Regions from separate parts of the Mus musculus genome. Here region 2 is linked to region 1. A link is a loop called in an ENCODE intact Hi-C map of the cell type or tissue named here. Cell type or tissue: heart. All regions are shown on one strand.

What was found. A loop is a pair of places that touch in the nucleus more often than their neighbours do. Peaks named below come from ENCODE experiments on the same cell type or tissue, not always from the same donor. Only the 100,000 strongest peaks of a DNase experiment are listed, where the experiment ranks them.
Region 2: it touches region 1 in a loop (4-fold over the local background); 12 of 42 quality-filtered maps call a loop at or near these places.

The regions. Positions count from the first base shown.
Region 1 is chr14:79,477,618-79,485,617 of GRCm38, reverse strand. It overlaps Wbp4 (WW domain binding protein 4), which reads left to right and starts at 4,350. Exons shown (of 10, transcript NM_018765.3): 1 at 4,350-4,687; 2 at 5,173-5,245. The coding sequence starts at 4,686. It overlaps Elf1 (E74-like factor 1), which reads right to left and starts at 4,424. Exons shown (of 9, transcript NM_007920.4): 1 at 3,981-4,424. It overlaps n-TEttc4 (a tRNA gene), which reads right to left and starts at 3,950; the gene lies at 3,879-3,950. In heart, CTCF peaks have their summits at 4,613 and 4,812; DNase peaks (open chromatin) are centred at 2,387, 3,197, 4,047 and 4,537; H3K4me3 peaks cover 4,325 bases; H3K27ac peaks cover 4,174 bases.
Region 2 is chr14:79,583,919-79,591,918 of GRCm38, reverse strand. It overlaps Sugt1 (SGT1, suppressor of G2 allele of SKP1 (S. cerevisiae)), which reads right to left and starts at 4,259. Exons shown (of 13, transcript NM_026474.6): 1 at 4,053-4,259; 2 at 3,908-3,965. The coding sequence starts at 4,090. In heart, no CTCF peak of the experiment used is centred here; DNase peaks (open chromatin) are centred at 4,238 and 4,648; H3K4me3 peaks cover 2,808 bases; H3K27ac peaks cover 1,911 bases.

The sequences.
Region 1 (8,000 bases):
GGCGGGGGGGGCGGGGGGGGGAGAGGGCGGGGGCCGCATGTAGGGATGCTTCAGTGGCTAAGAGCATTTGCTGTTCTTAAAGGGACCCAGGTTCAGTTCTTAGCTCCCAGTGGTGACTCCAGTCCTAAGGAATTGAACAACCTCCTCTACCTCTGTGACACCCAGCACCCTCTTGGTACCCACGCATCCCTGTGACAAGATGCTCATACACATAAAGGAATCTTTTTCAAAATTTGGAGAAGGGCCAGTGAAATGGCTCAGTAGGCAAAAGTACCGGTGCCAAGGCTGACAACCGGAGTCGTATCCCAGGGGTCCGAGTGGTAGAGAGAGAAAACTGAGTCCTACAAGTTAGCTTCTCAACAGAGGGATGGAGGGGTTATGAGAGGGACAAGAGAGAATATTCTTTTTAATATAAAAAAAGGTGAACAGGTTAATTGCAGCCAAAAGCAAGCAAGGAAAGAAAACATGAATGAACAAGCAAGGTAAATTAACCAGAAAGTAACTAAAAAGAGAGAGACTGGCTAATGTGTCCAGAAAGGCCTTTCTGAGAAAGGCAGGCAGGCCTGAGATGAGGGGAGGTGGAGGCAGAAGAACAAGTGTTAATAAAACCCCGAGGCACACTCAAGAGTCAGCCACAAGGCCAACGGTGGCTGAGGGGCAGTGATGGCCAGACAGGCAGTTGAAATGGGGAAGCAGAGGCCTTGGGGCAGCGGAACGGCTCTGGATTTGGCCTAACTCACCTTGTCTCCTACTCCTCCCTTTCCATGGAGCTTTCACACCTCTCCTGGCTGCACCTGACAGTAGCAACTATCACCACATGGCCTGGGTGAATTAGCACTCAGTTGGTACAGCTAGCTATTTGTGGTCTAGACAGAGCACCTTAGACACCAGCAACCCAACAAAAGAATCTTCAGATATTTATCAAATATTATTTCCCAGCTATTCAGGAATTATTAAGGTCTTGCAAAGGACACCTGCAATTCACTCCCATAATTTAAACCCAGACTTCACTGGGCATGATGGCCCATGCCTTTAATCCCAGCACTTGGGAGGCAGAGGCAGGCGGGTTTCTGAGTTCGAGGCCAGGCTGGTCTACAAAGTGGTCTACAAAGTGAGTTCCAGGACAGCCGTGGCTTTACAGAGAAACCCTGTCTCCAAAAACAACAACAACAAAAACCCAGTCTTCATCCTTATAAAGTCTAATTAATCGCTTTTCCATTCTATTGATTTGAAAATATTCAACACCTAAACATAAAAGCTACAGGCACGCAACAGTCTGCGTTTTCCTCTACTGTCTGAGTCTTTTGAAGTAAGATTTCTTGTTTCACACACCACGGCCACACTCAAGCTTTTCAGAGACGAAGCTGGGTGTGGCAGAACACATCTGCTAACCTGGGCTATGATAGTAAGAATCAGTCTCACAATAACAAGAACAACACAGAACAAAGAGTCAAAAATGTTTGCAGAACTCTCCTGATATAAAAGGTCGACCCTTGATTAAAAGAATGTGTAACCTCCTCAAACTTGCAAAGTTTGAAATTCCTGCCTCTCTTCTTGCTCTGCCACCAGCTCCCCCCAGGCACCGCATGCCTACCGACCCCTACTTCCTGCTAGTCTCCGGGTCCCAGTCTCATCCACCTCAGGTTTTATGATTTACATTCCCCACTGGGAGAAATCCAACCAGTTCTTCAAGGTGCAGGGCAAACACTCTCTATTCTTGCCCTTCCCTGAGCCAAATCTCCACCCCACCTCTAGGAACAATTGTGTGTAACTCGGACCCTGCCTGCCTGTTCCCCACCTGGCCCAGAGCTAGACAGAGGACATCTTGGGGAGGAATGCTCTCACCGTACCACTGTCCTAAACTCACCCCAAACATGCAGTATGCCCACCGGCGATCACTTACTCTTCCATCTATGATAACACAGGCTTTATTCAGCACCGGTCAAATACTTGCAAAAATTAAACAAAGCAGGGATAGGAGTCCTTTCTTCCAAATCTAGAACAAAGTGCCTGGTTCTAACCTATCTACACTCTGTGGAGAATGTGCTGCTCTGGAGAACCTAGGCGGCTGCTCGAGAGGTTCGAAGCATTTGTTGCTCCTGCGGAAATGAAGGCTTGATTCCCCAGCACCCAAATAGGGAGGCCCACAACCACCCATTGCTCCAATTTCCAGGATCTGGCCTGTTCTGACCTCCCTGGGCACCAGGCACACAGGTGGCACACAGGAAGGCAAACATTCATAAACATAAGGAATTGTAATTAACTTAAAAAAAAAAATCGAGTCTGGTGCCATAAGCCTGTGACCTGAGCACTGAAGAGGCAGGAGGTGCAAGAGCAAAGGAGATCTTCATCACCGCAGAGACTTTGAGGCTACCCTGGGGTACGTGAGACTGAGATGAGGTCTGAACAGACTCACCTTACCCTCAGGCCCACTGCTGAGAGGCAGAAGCAGGAGGACCATAAACCTCAGCAGCTCCGGCTCCTAGTGAGTTCTAGGCTATCTCGAGCCACACGGAGAAACTATCGTAGTAATATAATGATGGTGACACGCTTACGGCTCTAAAGCTAGAAGACACCACTACACTCAGGTCAAAGACCTTCGCACGATCCCATAGCTAAGGACTGGAGGCCAAAGGGATTCTATCCAGCCACTACCCACCTACCTAAAGCGCCTGCTGTTCAGCAGGCACCTCAAAACATCTGGAGGTGGGGGGTGGGGAACCTGACATGCATAAGGACTTGTGTTAATGTTTTAAATATTCGCTAAAGGAGTTTTCTAGGTTTAATTTTTACGAGGAAAGGCTCATTAATCCCTAATCGCATAGATCACATTAACAGCTATTTTCAAACTCAGCTGTGCCAGTTAAGGCTATAAAATATTGTTGGGAACACACAAACAACCAAAACTTCTGCTCAGTAATGGTTTTGACCAGAAACTCATCCGCCGGAGTCAGTTTTTCCTTATTTGTGCCCAAAGGCCCAACAGACTAAACATTACAGCTGCCCCAATTTTCTAATTTCAACTTGCATTTATGATAACGCTTTTGTTTCGTGTACGGCGCTCAGGCTGCTGACACAGCTGGGCCGCTTCTTTGTAATAAACACAGGGCTTCTATATTTAAAAGTACAGTGCAACTTTGTTGTAACATCCCCTCCCCAGTCTCCGGGCTAATTTTCTGTCTTCCAAGCTCCACCTCCATCCCATGATTTTTTTTTTTTTTTAAATCAGTGACGCTCCAAACAGCCTCCGGGAAAGCCGGCTCTGTTCTTTCAAGACATCTCATCCCAGTGGTATTTTTCTTCTCCGCAGTTTGCCGTGTGTTTGAAGAGGAAAGGGGAGTTAGAAGGAAAATAAGAGACATTCTGCAAAAGCCTTGAGGCGAGGGTTGCTGGGGGGGGGGGGGAGCGGTGGACCGGGCTCGGGTGCACGCGGCGGGGGTCCTAGAGCCCAGCCGGCGACAAGGGATCGGCGGGGGTCTGGCGATAGGGAGCAGCGGGGTGGTCTCCAGCCGCTGTTGACAGTAACTGGAGCGCAGCGGGCACGCCCCGGCCCGCCGAGTAGGAAGGGGGCGGCGGAGCAGGGTGTGGGCCGAGGGGGCACCCGGGCGGGGGGAGATAAGGCGAGGCCCAAGTTAATCATCACCTCCCGAGCGCCTGGAAAAGTACGGGCTGAGGGCGGGGTACAGCCGCGGGGAAAGCGAAACTCCTCTCGCAGCGGGCCCGAGAGCGGCCGCCGCGCTCCTCCGGCCTCCGAGAGCCAAGCTCCCATCCACGGGAGCAACTACACTGCCTGCTCCCAAACTCACCCCGAACACGGCTGCAGAAGTCAGCCAGAGCCACTAAGCAAGTAAACTCAACTAGAGCAAAAAGTGACACTGTTCCCATACCGGGAGTCGAACCCGGGCCGCCTGGGTGAAAACCAGGAATCCTAACCGCTAGACCATATGGGAAGTGCTGCTACAAGCACTGCTGTGACCCACCTGACTAGCGTCAGCGCCGCTACCACTCAGCCACTCTGCTGCAACTCGCGCCGCCGAAGCCGCCCCCGCGGCCGCTGCCCCACGCGCGGGCACGAGCCCGGCGGAGCGCGCGGGCGTGGCGGGGGGGAGGAGCGGGGCCGGTGCGCGCCCCTGGAAAGTTCTGAGCCGAAGCCGGGCGCCCCGTGCGCTCCCGGAACGGGCGGCTGCGCCTTTCTTTCTCAGCCGTCAGGTCCCGGGCTGCTCCCCGGTCACAGAGCGGGCGGGCAAGCCGGCAAAGCCGAGGGCGGCGCCGGCTGTGGGAACGGCGGCGTGCGGCCGGGGCTGGGGGGAGGCGATCGAGCCTCTCGGCTGCGAGCCAGCTCGGGAGTGGAGGTTCTGGATCCCGGGAGGCGTGAGGACCGCGGGATGGAGCCTGGGTCGGACGCTCGGGGCCCGCGGCTCCGGTCCCGTCGCGCTTTCGTCCCTTCTGGGTGACCTCAACCCCTTTATACCGACCCCACCTCTCAGGCGCCGCGAGTACCGCCCCGTGGGGGAGGGGAAGAGGCGGTGACAACCGCGCGCGCGGGTTGGGCCGTCGCGGCCGCCGTAGTCCACCCGTGGAAACGCCGTACCCGGGGGGGACGCCGAGACCGAGAGGTCCTGGCTTGAGCCACCGGCGGACATCAGTGAGCGGGATCGCGGGCTGCCCGCGGAGCTGCCGCCGTCATGTGAGTCGGGTCGGGTCGGGTCGGGCTTGCGCCGCCAGGCGCCCGCGAGTGGCCTCCTCCCGCCCCTCCGCTCGCCCGGGGCCGCCCGACCTGCGGGGCCGGTTCTCTCGGAGACGCGGCCGCCCTCTAGGCAGGAGCCGGGGACTCGGGTGCCGCCCCCGCCCGCCCGCCGGGGCCCGGGCCCGGGGCCGGGGTGGCGCTGCGGCCTCAGACGTCCAGGGGCTTTTCCCAGCCTCGCGTCCCCAGAACGAATGAATTAGCTAGAAGGGCACGGGAAAGAGAAATACTTTGAGACTTCTTCATCTCGGTGCAGTGTGATTTACCTTCACCGGAGAGCAGTTTTCCACGGACTTTAGCTTTACATAAATAATACAACTGCTTTGCTAAGACAGAAGTCCGAAAACAGCCTTATATCCCATTTTTTAACAACTGTAAAAATTCCTTTCAATTTTTGGATAAGCTTAGAGTTGTTTTTATCTTTTCAGGGCCGACTACTGGAAGTCACAACCAAAGAAATTCTGTGATTACTGCAAGTGCTGGATAGCAGACAATAGGCCTGTATGAAATTTTTATTAAAATATTCACGTGATGTGTTGTTTTTTTGACTTTAGTGTGTATAAGCCACTTTCGTGTATAGTGCTCTTTATTCTTCAAAACCTAAAAAGGTTTCTTTTGTTTGATTCCTCTTATGAAAGCTATAGCCTTCTCCTTTTCATCAATCTGACTTTGATTTTAAGGCCAAATTATTTCTGGGGACTTTGAGGAAATGGACAGTGAGTGGGATAATCTTGTTTATGGAATACCTGCCCCTTAAAAAGGAATATTGTAGTTTTTCCTGTTCTCCACAGGAAGGAGAACAGCATTATTCCCTGGTGAGATACAAAGGGAGCAGCTGTAATATACCTTATGCTGAAAGCCTTGAGCCCACTATTTTTGCAAGGGGGTTGGGGGCGGTGATTTTTCAAGACAGGGTTTCCAGACAGCAACTCACTCTGTAGACCAGGCTAGCCCGCAGCCCACAGAGATCTACTTGGCTTTGCTTCCCAAGTGCTGGCAAAAAAGGTGTGTACCATGGCTAGACTCCTAGATCCAACTTTTTGTTTGTTTGTTTGTTTTTTTGTTTTTCAAGACAGGGTTTCTCTGTATAGCCCTGGCTGTCCTGAAACTCAGGCTATTGTAGACCAGGCTGACCTCGCGGAGTGCTGGGATTAAAGGTGTGCACCACCACTTAGATCCAACTTTTAAAGCATAAAGTAAGACGTCAGCTGGCTTTCTTCCCTCTTAGACATTCTACAATCAGACAAGCTACTGTATCAAAAGCTGTGGGCTATGGGGACTGGAGAGATGGCTTCACAGTCAGTAACAACTCCTGCTCTTGCAGAGGGTTGAGGTTCAGTTCCCAGTACCCACATGGCAGTTCGACACTACCTGTAACTCCAGTTTCAGGGTGTCCGACAGCCTCTTCTGACCTCCATTAGCGGCTATGCTCATGTCCTTACACACTCACAGGGGCGTAGACCCAGAAAATACGTTTTGAAAAACTACAGGGTCAGCAAGGGCAGAGGTGGTTCCCATCTTTAATCCCAGTATCCAGAGGCTATTAAGCAGATCTCCGAGCTCAAGGGCCGCTTGTTCTACAGAGTGAGTTCAAGGACAGCCAGATCTACGCAGAGAGATCCTGTCTTGAAAAAGCAAACCCTATAGTGTCTTGCATATACATAACGTATTACTTGGCAGAACTATTGTACACCACGGAATGATGCCATATTTTGTGCTACAGTCTGCCATTACACACTACTAAATCATCTTAGGCTTTGAGAGGAGTTTTGCTCTTCCCTTTGGCTTTGCTAGTAGGTGCTAAAGATTGTGCATATTTTATTTGGCTTAGGCTAATCCCTACCAAAACTGCCATGAGATTTTAAAACCACATAAATTGAAAAAAATATCCCAGGAGGTACCTATGCAATAAAATAACTTTAATGAGTTATGAAAATAAATTATCTTTCTAGAGGTCTGTGTGCATCTCCCTACATATCTAGTAATTTATTAGTGAAAACTATTTAATTTTGAATGGTGCTTTAATACAGTATTCTTTGTGTGGTATAATCAGCTGTAAGTAACTCGGTATAGGAACAATAGAGACAACTGTTTGCCTTACAAACTCTAGCTTTAAAGAGGTACTCTGAGGAGTATATTAGAATAGCTCCATTAATACATCATACAGGGTTTGATTGACAGGACTTTTAGGGTACTTCTTATTTCTTTCCACCAGACATCTATAATTTGTGAGAACTTCTGGATATTTATGTAGGCCCCAGTGCTCAGTCAGCCATCCCTGTCCCCAGCCATCTAATTATGTTACTCTTCAGAAGTCACCTCCCCCTTTGCTCAGGTCCATCCTTTCATTGTTTCTGTGTGTATGTATTTTATTCCATCTTGTTCACAGGGTACAGAGGTTTTTTTAACTGAACAGTGTATCCTGAAGGTGTCTCCCATGTCAGTACATAGGGAACTGTGTGCTGCCTTTCTGTTCAATAAAAGCCTGTGGGAGTGCACGCAGTTCACTTACCCAGTCTCCAGTAGATAAACTACAAGATTGTTGCTACAAACAGTCACTTTGTTTTACTACATCATTTTGCACAATGTGAGGAATTTTTTAAAGTGTGTGTCTGTGTGTTGTTGCTGTTGTTGTTGTTGTTGTGGATGTTCTCTGGTATGCGAATAGCAGAGGACAACTTCAGGAGTCTGTTCTTCTATCATGTGGGTCCTGGGGGTTGAATCTGGTGGTCAGGTTTGGTGGTAAGCACCTTTACCCACTAAGCCATCTTACCTGCCCAAACAAGGAATTTTTAAGTATCTATTTTTCTTAATATTTTAAAAACAAAGTCTTTTACCTGCTTTGGCTTTTTGAGACAGGGTTTCTCTGTGTAGCCCTGGCTATCCTGGAACTACCTCTGTAGACTAAGGTGGCCTCTAACTCAGAGATCTGCCTGCCTCTGCTTCCTGAGTGCTTAAAAGATTAAAACAGCGCTCCACCACTGCCCAACTAATGCCAAGCTTTAAGGATAATTTTTATTTCTCTTAGAAAAACAGAGCAATGAAATTCTAGAGGCTTAACCAGTTTTGACATTTAATGTGGGTGGTGGTGTTGCTGTGGCTTTTATTTGTTTGGTGGTGGTTGTTTTAGTTTGGGGAGATAGGGCACTTTTGTTATTCTCTTTTTGTTTTGAGACACTTAAGCAAATAGCTTCAGGTGGCCTGGAACTTGACCAGTGTTCACAGTGCTGGGGTTTTTGGGGTTACAGGTATATGC
Region 2 (8,000 bases), 110 kb before region 1:
GATTATAGGATGAGCCACAGATTATTCATTCCTCTGCTTACAAAGTCAAGTCAGAGCTTCAGTAGTTCAAGCCACTTGTAAATGCTCTTTAGAACCACTAGTCAGTTGTTAGTTAAGAACAGTTCAGTCTCCTAAAGCGTGCAGACTTGGTAAGGATGTAACAAAAGAGACGTTTCTAAGACAACCATACAAACAATCAAAAACAATGAGAGCCAAACCTAAAGGAATTTACAAACATACAAATGGATTTATGAATAAGTGAGTTATAATAAAGCCCCAAACCAATCATTAAGATAATGATTCATAATCTTAGCTGACATGCTTTTAGTGTAGCACTGTTTGTTTTTGAAAAGCTGATGCCTCCGGGTGTGGTGGTGCACGCCTTTAATCCCAGCACTCGGGAGGCAGAGGCAGGCGGATTTCTGAGTTCGAGGCCAGCCTGGTCTACAGAGTGAGTTCCAGGACAGCCAGGGCTATACAGAGAAACCCTATCTCGAAAAAACAAAAAACAAAACAAAAACGAAAAGTTGCTGCCTGCAGAGAAGCATGGCTGCCGGTGGAAATAGCAAGAGGCAACACCCTTGGTGCCAACACGTGAATCACAGCAGCAAAAGGCTAGGAATTAGAGCAGACCTAAGCCAAACATATTGTAAACAAGTCCAAAAAGACACTTGCAGAAAATGAGTTCTGTGGCTTCCGTGGTAGAGCACTTGAACAGCATCAATTCCACCGCCACAAAGAAAAAGAAACAGGCGAGCAAAACCCACAGCCAGAAGCACGACACTAACCAGAACAGTAATGAGGGGGGAATGTAAGACATGAAAATGAAGACCTTTTAGATGGGTTGGGGCTGTAGCTCACTTGGTAAAATGTTTGCCTGGCACACAGGAAGCCCTGGGTTCGATCCCTGACACAGGCCTGGCATCCCGGAATGCATGGAGCACAAGTTCAACGTCATCCTGGGTTACACATGAGTTGAGGATAGCTTGGGATTCGTGAAACCCTGCCTCGGTAATTGGAGGAGGAGGCACAGCGGTAGACCATGTACTTTGCATGGGTTCAAACTCCAGCAAAGCTTTAAAAATAAAAAGGTGGCGCACGCCTTTAATCCCAGCACTCCACTCGGGAGGCAGAGGCAGGCGGATTTCTGAGTTCGAGGCCCGCCTGGTCTACAGAGTGAGTTCCAGGACAGCCAGAACTATACAGAGAAACCCAGTCTCGAAAAACCAAAAAAAGAAAAAAAAAAAAGAAAAAAATGTTTTTAATTAATACTAACTTTTAGTAAATTTTCAAATTTACTTTAAAAATGCTAATTAATGTTCAAAGAATCTCTAGGTGGGTGGGTGGGTGGGTGTGTGCGTATCTCAATCTGGTTCCTCTTCTTTTCCCTACCTTCACCTAGCTGGGGTCTAAGCACAGAAGCATTGCTTAGAGAAGAATGTCAGCACTGATTGCCACCACATGTTTACCAATCTCAAACTGCTCTCAACCAAGTGGCTTCCAAGTCAGCTCCTAGTTGGTGTATCACATAGCCCAGGTTCTCTCCCTGCCAGATGACCTTAATCCCTTGAAACTAGAAACCTGTTGCTTCCAAGCCTCTTTGTTTTGATCAAGTTAACCTTTTTACTCTGTACTTCAACTCCCTACTGAGTAAAAATGTAGCTTATGCCAATGAAGAGGGTTGCAAGAATCATGCAGGAGGAGTCCCAAGTGCTATACTGAGAACACAGCAGAAAGGAATCAAGATACACAAAACCCCCTGCTGTCTTGAGGCTATTTATTTTCAGACCTAATTTAGACAGAAAAACTAGCTCCCCTCAGCAGGAACCATTTCGGGCGAAACCTAAAGAATTCGGCATCGCCGAGTAAAATGAGATAAAGGTCAAGTGTATGTGGAGCAAAAGCAGATGCACCTCAAACAGTGTAGCTCTACAAAAAGAAAAAGAGTTCCAAGATATCCACTGCACCAGGCACCCTGATGGGCATTGGAAAGAAATTGTTTGGACCTTCATTTCGAGGGAAGGACATGGAAAGTTCTAGTAGGAGAGTGACATGATCCAACTGTCATGCTGGCTACTGTACCATGAACAGAGTAAAACCAAGCAGGACCAGAAACAATGTCAGTCGTCGTCCCCAACCCCACCCCACCCCCAAGCCCGCCAAGAAATCCCTTTCCCCAGTCTGAAATAGTTCCTATGTGCTAAGTTTTCCCCTCATCTCTGGCAAAAGGGATACATTAACATATCTCTGTGGTTCTCATTGGCGTGTCAAGGTCAATGGTAGCCTCCACACTTCCTTATTCCATACTCACAAGTCCCCCACCCCCTAACCCAGCCCACAGGCCCAGGTATGGCTTCCATATAACCCAGAAGATCTTACACACACACACACACACACACACACACACACACACACACGTATACCCCCCTACATCCCCCCACCCCGCATCTTGCTGCTCTCCTCAGAGACAGCCTTGGCAGTTTAAAATAAACTTCTTACCCTTGTACCCATGCTTCATTGGTACCCATTTTCATTCAAATAGAAGAAACTAGTAAAGTCCAGAATGTGAGGTAGCCAAGGGGCTGTAGAGAATTGCATGGAACACATTAGAAGGGGCAGCATCTGCCAATTATTAGGGCTTTGGGGGCAGCCTAGATCTGTAGCCAGCACTCAATAACCTTTTAATAATTATTCATTTCCTTCTCCTTTTTCAGTCCTTCCCCCTACTCTCAATTCGGGTTTTAATTTCCTTTGGCAGAAAATATAAAGATACTTGCGTCTGTAGCCCTAATCTCAAAGTCACTAATGCCTTGATTTTTGTTGTTTTGTTTCTTTTGAGACAGGGTTTCTCTGTGTAATTCTGGCCATACTGGAACTCTCATGGTAGACCAGGTGGGCCTCAAACTCAAGAGATCCACCTGCTTCTGCCGCCCAAGCACTGGGATTAAAGGTGTGCGCCAACACCAGCAGGCTCTCTAATACCGCGCTATCAAACCTCATGATCACTCTGTAGACCTAAGAATACAAAGCGGAGCTTGTAACATTAAAACAACAATGTAGCTATCCTAGTCTGCTAGTCTCTACAAAAGTGATTTCTCTAAGGCTCAAAACATAAAAATGTTTCCTTTTTTCCAGCGGGGGAGCTCTGAAGTGTCGGGAAGAATTTCACACATCCCAGGCTAGCCTCAACTCACAAAGTAGCTGAGGATGACCTTGAATTTCTGACCCTAGGGCATTCACCGCCTGAGTACCAGGATTACAGGCCTGTACCACCATACTTGACATGTGCCGATAACTCTCTGGAGTCCAGCCAGCGCTCCTAAGAAACATCCGTACAAAGCTAGTTTGTTCTAGACTTCACCTGAAATGGCCCAAAAGCAAATCATATAATACTAAAATGTAGGCAGGGTTTATTTACTGATACATCCCAAGAACTCGCAGGATCCAAAGTTTAAGGCCAGCCTAGATAAAAAGCGCGGTTTTATAAACAACTGTATAAAGAACAACCACAGTCATCTGTAAAGTGGAAGGCACAGAGGGAAAATGTTCTTTAGTAAATTTAATTAAGGACACTTAACAGTACCTGACATATAAGGGCAAACATAACTGTTAAAGTAAAAAATTGATACATCAAGCCCTATTTTCGCCTTTTCCTTGATCATAAATGCCATTATAAGTGCAACCACAGACAGTAACTATGTTTCCAAGAAATAAATGGGAGGGAGGTGCCCTCATCGGGAGCTTGTGGAGAGGAAGGGCAAGATCTATGGCAAAGGTATTAAGGAGACAAAGAGATTAAGTATCTTAATTTTGGGACTTAGATACATTGTAGCTTTGCTCCCACGAAGGTAATGCCGGGAAGAGGAGGGGTCTGTAGGGACCCAACAGTCCCAGTGAGCTCACTCACCTCTAATGCTGCCTGGGGATCCCCGTCGATCAGAGCATCTGAGAAGCTCTGGAAAAGCCTGCCAAGAAAACAACGACTTCAGCAGGTCTCTCTAATCAAGGAAAGAATAGAAAGACAAACAGCAAAGGTGAAGAAAATCACGCACCGCTGGGACGATGCAGGTCCTGCTGCAGCTGCCGCCATCCCTAGGAGTCAAGAAAGCTTCTGCCTGAGCGTTTCTACCTTGGTTACCAGCTCCGCCGCCGCCCAGGAAGGGAAAACTTCTAAAGAAACCCCAACTGAGCTTCCGTCCTCCGTAGCCAATCAGCGGTCGCGCAGCATGCAGCCGCGGAAAAGGAGGCGAAGGGTGGGCAGGTAGGCGCGGGGCCGGCTGGGAAAGAGGAGGAAACGCTCTCCGGCCCCGCCCCTACCCGTGACGCAGCCAAGCCCCCGCCCCGAGGGCGTGGCCGTGAGTCCCGCGCCCCGCCGTACGCCCGTGGGGGATCCGGCATGGCTTGTAAGCTTTGAAATATTGTCTCGGAGCCCACTGTAAGGTACTGGGGATCCGTCGGGAGGTAGTTCTGGCTTCGCTAAGGAGTGTCACGTTAAGCTCCGTTTACTCCGGTTTTCATCATGGCTACCGCCGGCGGCCAAGTTGTGCGTGACGTCACTCGTGGCAGCCAGGTCTTTTCCGGCAGCAGAGCCCGGGATGGCGCATCAGTTCGCATGACTCTCTCCGTGGAGAACCCGGACGGCCTGGCTCGCCGGAAGTCACGTTACCGGCATGGAGGACGGAGTTTTCCGGAGGGCCTGCCAGATGCCAGAGCTCCACACCCCAAGCTTCCTTCCTAAGTCGGCTTTCCAAACCAAGAAAAGCCTGTTTCACAAGCACCGCGTGGATGAAAGTGACCTATAGCTAATGGTCTTATTGCTGCTTTGTGTTCTAAGTAACCAGTAAGCCCCCCGTCCCCCGCCGTCCTTAGAGCCAAACATCACACTAGGAAGTTTCCTGCGAATTCTTTGAAACTGAGTGGTAAGGGGCAACAGGAGGGAGTGGCAGTTATAGGTTCACCAAACTTGATTTAAAAGCTCTTGATAACGCTCAGTAACTCGTTTTACCAAGTCTGTTTTAGTAGGTGAAATGATTGAAGTGGTCGTTGGCTTCCTCAAACAAGATATATATAAGACCTCAGTCTGGAAACATGACAGTCCACGAAGAAAAAGAAATTACAGTTCAGGCATTTGTGTACATATCCCCACTGTTAAACTCGCCCACTTTTCTGAGTTCTAACTTTAAAAGACCTAAGTTTTGTCTTCCCCACTTTTCTAGCACGTTTTCCATACTGGCCAAACGCCTAGTTGTGCTTGCTAGCTATCGTGGGTATTATAATTTTTTGTTACAACCTCAACCTACCAATCAATCACCCCTTGCAGATGCAAAAAATAACGGTGGGAGGACGTTTGAAAATACAGAGAAACTTGAGCCCATATTCAAGATGGAGAAACGGAGGTTACAAAGATTTAAGTATGTATGGGGTCATCAAGAGATGGAAGTGTGGAATACTACAAAGTTTAAAGTGTAACACATTTGCCACCTGTAGGTATATCCCATCTGTATTGTAAATGGGTTGTTTGAAGGGGGGGGGGGGTCGAGCCGGGGCGGGGAAGGGCTGATAGAAGATAACAGGTCCCAGAAAGGAATCTGAATCCACTTGTGGGAAAGGAGAAGTAGGTGGGAGAGACACTTGAGGCAGACCAGGGCCAGCTGGCCACTAAACTCAAAGAGGTGCAGGTTTCAGGTTTTAGTAAGTACTGAGAAGATCAAATTAGCTCAACTAAACTGAAGCTAAGCAGATCTGTAAGGGAAGGTAGAGAGCATCGTTTTGGATCTTTCCATTCAAGGTTGTTTTCCGTTTCTGTGAACCCTGCAGAAACTAGACTGTAAAAGAACAGATGCATAACGATGAGGAGTGTCTTCTGCATAATGTCTTTAAAGGAAATGTTAGTTTTGTTCCGTTTGCAGTTCTTTGCATGGCTGGGTGTGACTTCCTTCTTGGATGCATTTATTGCAGACACCTTGTGCCAGTTGGCATCTCTTAATATCGTCTGAAACAAGTTTTCACACAGATCAATTTATAATCATTTCTTTTTTAAAAATATTTTTATTACGTATTTTCCTCAGTTACATTTCCAATGCTATCCCAAAAGTCCCCCATACCCTCCCCCCCACTCCCCTACACACCCATTCCCACTTTTTGGCCCTGGCGTTCCCCTGTACTGGGGCATATAAAGTTTGCGTGTCCAATGGGCCTCTCTTTCCAGTGATGGCCAACTAGACCATCTTTTGATACATATGGAGCTAGAGTCAAGAGCTCTGGGGTACTGGTTAGTTCATAATGTTGTTGCACCTACAGGGTTGCAGATCTCTTTAGCTCCTTGGATACTTTCTCTAGCTCCTCCATTGGGGGCCCTGTGATCCATCCAATAGCTGACTGTGAGCATCCACTTATGTGTTTGCTAGGCCCCGGCCTAGTCTCACAAGAGACAGCTATATCAGGGTCCTTTCAGCAAACGCTTGCTAGTGTATGCAATGGTGTCAGCGTTTGGAGGCTAATTATGGGATGGATCCCTGGATATGGCAGTCTCTAGATGGTCCATCCTTTTGTCTCAGCTCCAAACTTTGTCCTGTAACTCCTTCCATGGGTGATTGTTTCCAATTCTAAGAAGGGGCAAAGTGTCCACACTTTGGTCTTCGTTCTTCTTCAGTTTATAATCATTTCTTTTGTGCCATGTGTAAGACTCTCTCTACTCAAAGGCTCTTGAAACATTTCTTTTAGATCGCTCACTTTCCACATTTAAGTCTATTGTTTACTCTGACAACTTTTTTGAAAGTATAACAAGGGATAAAAGTCCATTATTTTATTCTCCATACAGATACCAACTAACCCAACCCCACTTACTGAAAAAAAAAAATCATTTCCCCTTAAACTTGATGGCAACTTCATTGCTTTATTCAAAATTCAAGGCATCTTTGGAAATGGAATTGCCAGGCTTACCGGCAAATTCATTTTGAGTTTTCTAGAGTCTAAAACTGTAGTTTCTGTGCCTACTAAATGATCCAGTCTTAAGTAGTTTTATTATAGTGGCACAAATGAATTGCTATCTTCCTGTTCAGTGTAAAGCTCTACTGACCCAAGTTAAAAGATTTGGTTTAGGGTCTGGTGAGTTGGCTCAGCAGATAATTGTATTTGTTACACAAGCCTAGAGAACCGAGTTTGCTCCCAGGTACTTAGGTAAAGGTGGAAGGGGAGAACCAACTCCACAAAGATGCTCTTGGACCCCTCTCCCTCTCCCTCCCCTCTCACACACTAACAAAATTTAGTTTAGCTGGGCTTGGTGACACATACTTTTAATCTCTAGTTGTGAGTCTGAGACAGGGATTGCCAAGAGTGCAAGGTCAGCTTGGGTTAAATAATGATTCAAAGTCAGACAGAGCTATACATTGAGAGCCCCCCTTGGGGGAGAAAACTTTTCTGCAAGCTATTTATAGTATTCTAATATTATATACCTACAAAATTTCATTAGTAGGCTGGAGAGATGACTCAGAGGTTAAGAGCACTGGCTGTTCTCCCAGGGAATCAGAGGTTCGATCCCCACACCCACCCACCCATCTGGCAGCTCATACACATCTGTTAGTCTTCGGGTATCCAACACCTCCAGGCTTCAAGAGGCACTTCACAAATGTGGCTCCTTAGGGTTTCTACTGCTGTGACAAAACGCCATGGTCAGAAAGCAAGTTAAGGAGGAAAGGGTTTCTTTTACTTCCACATTGCTGTTTCTCATGAAGGTAAAGTCAGGCCAGGAACCTGATGCAGAGGCCACAGATAGATGCTGCTTACTAGCTTGCTCCCATGGCTTGTTCATCCTGCCTTATAGAACCCAGGGCCACCTGCCCAGGGATAGTACCACCCACATTAGGCTGGGCTCTCTCCCATTGATCACGAGTTGAGAAAATGCCCTACCGCTGGATCTCAAAAAGGCATTTCCTCAACTGAGGCTCCCTTCTCTGTGATGACTCTAGCTTGTGTCAAGTTGACACAAAACCAGCCAGTAC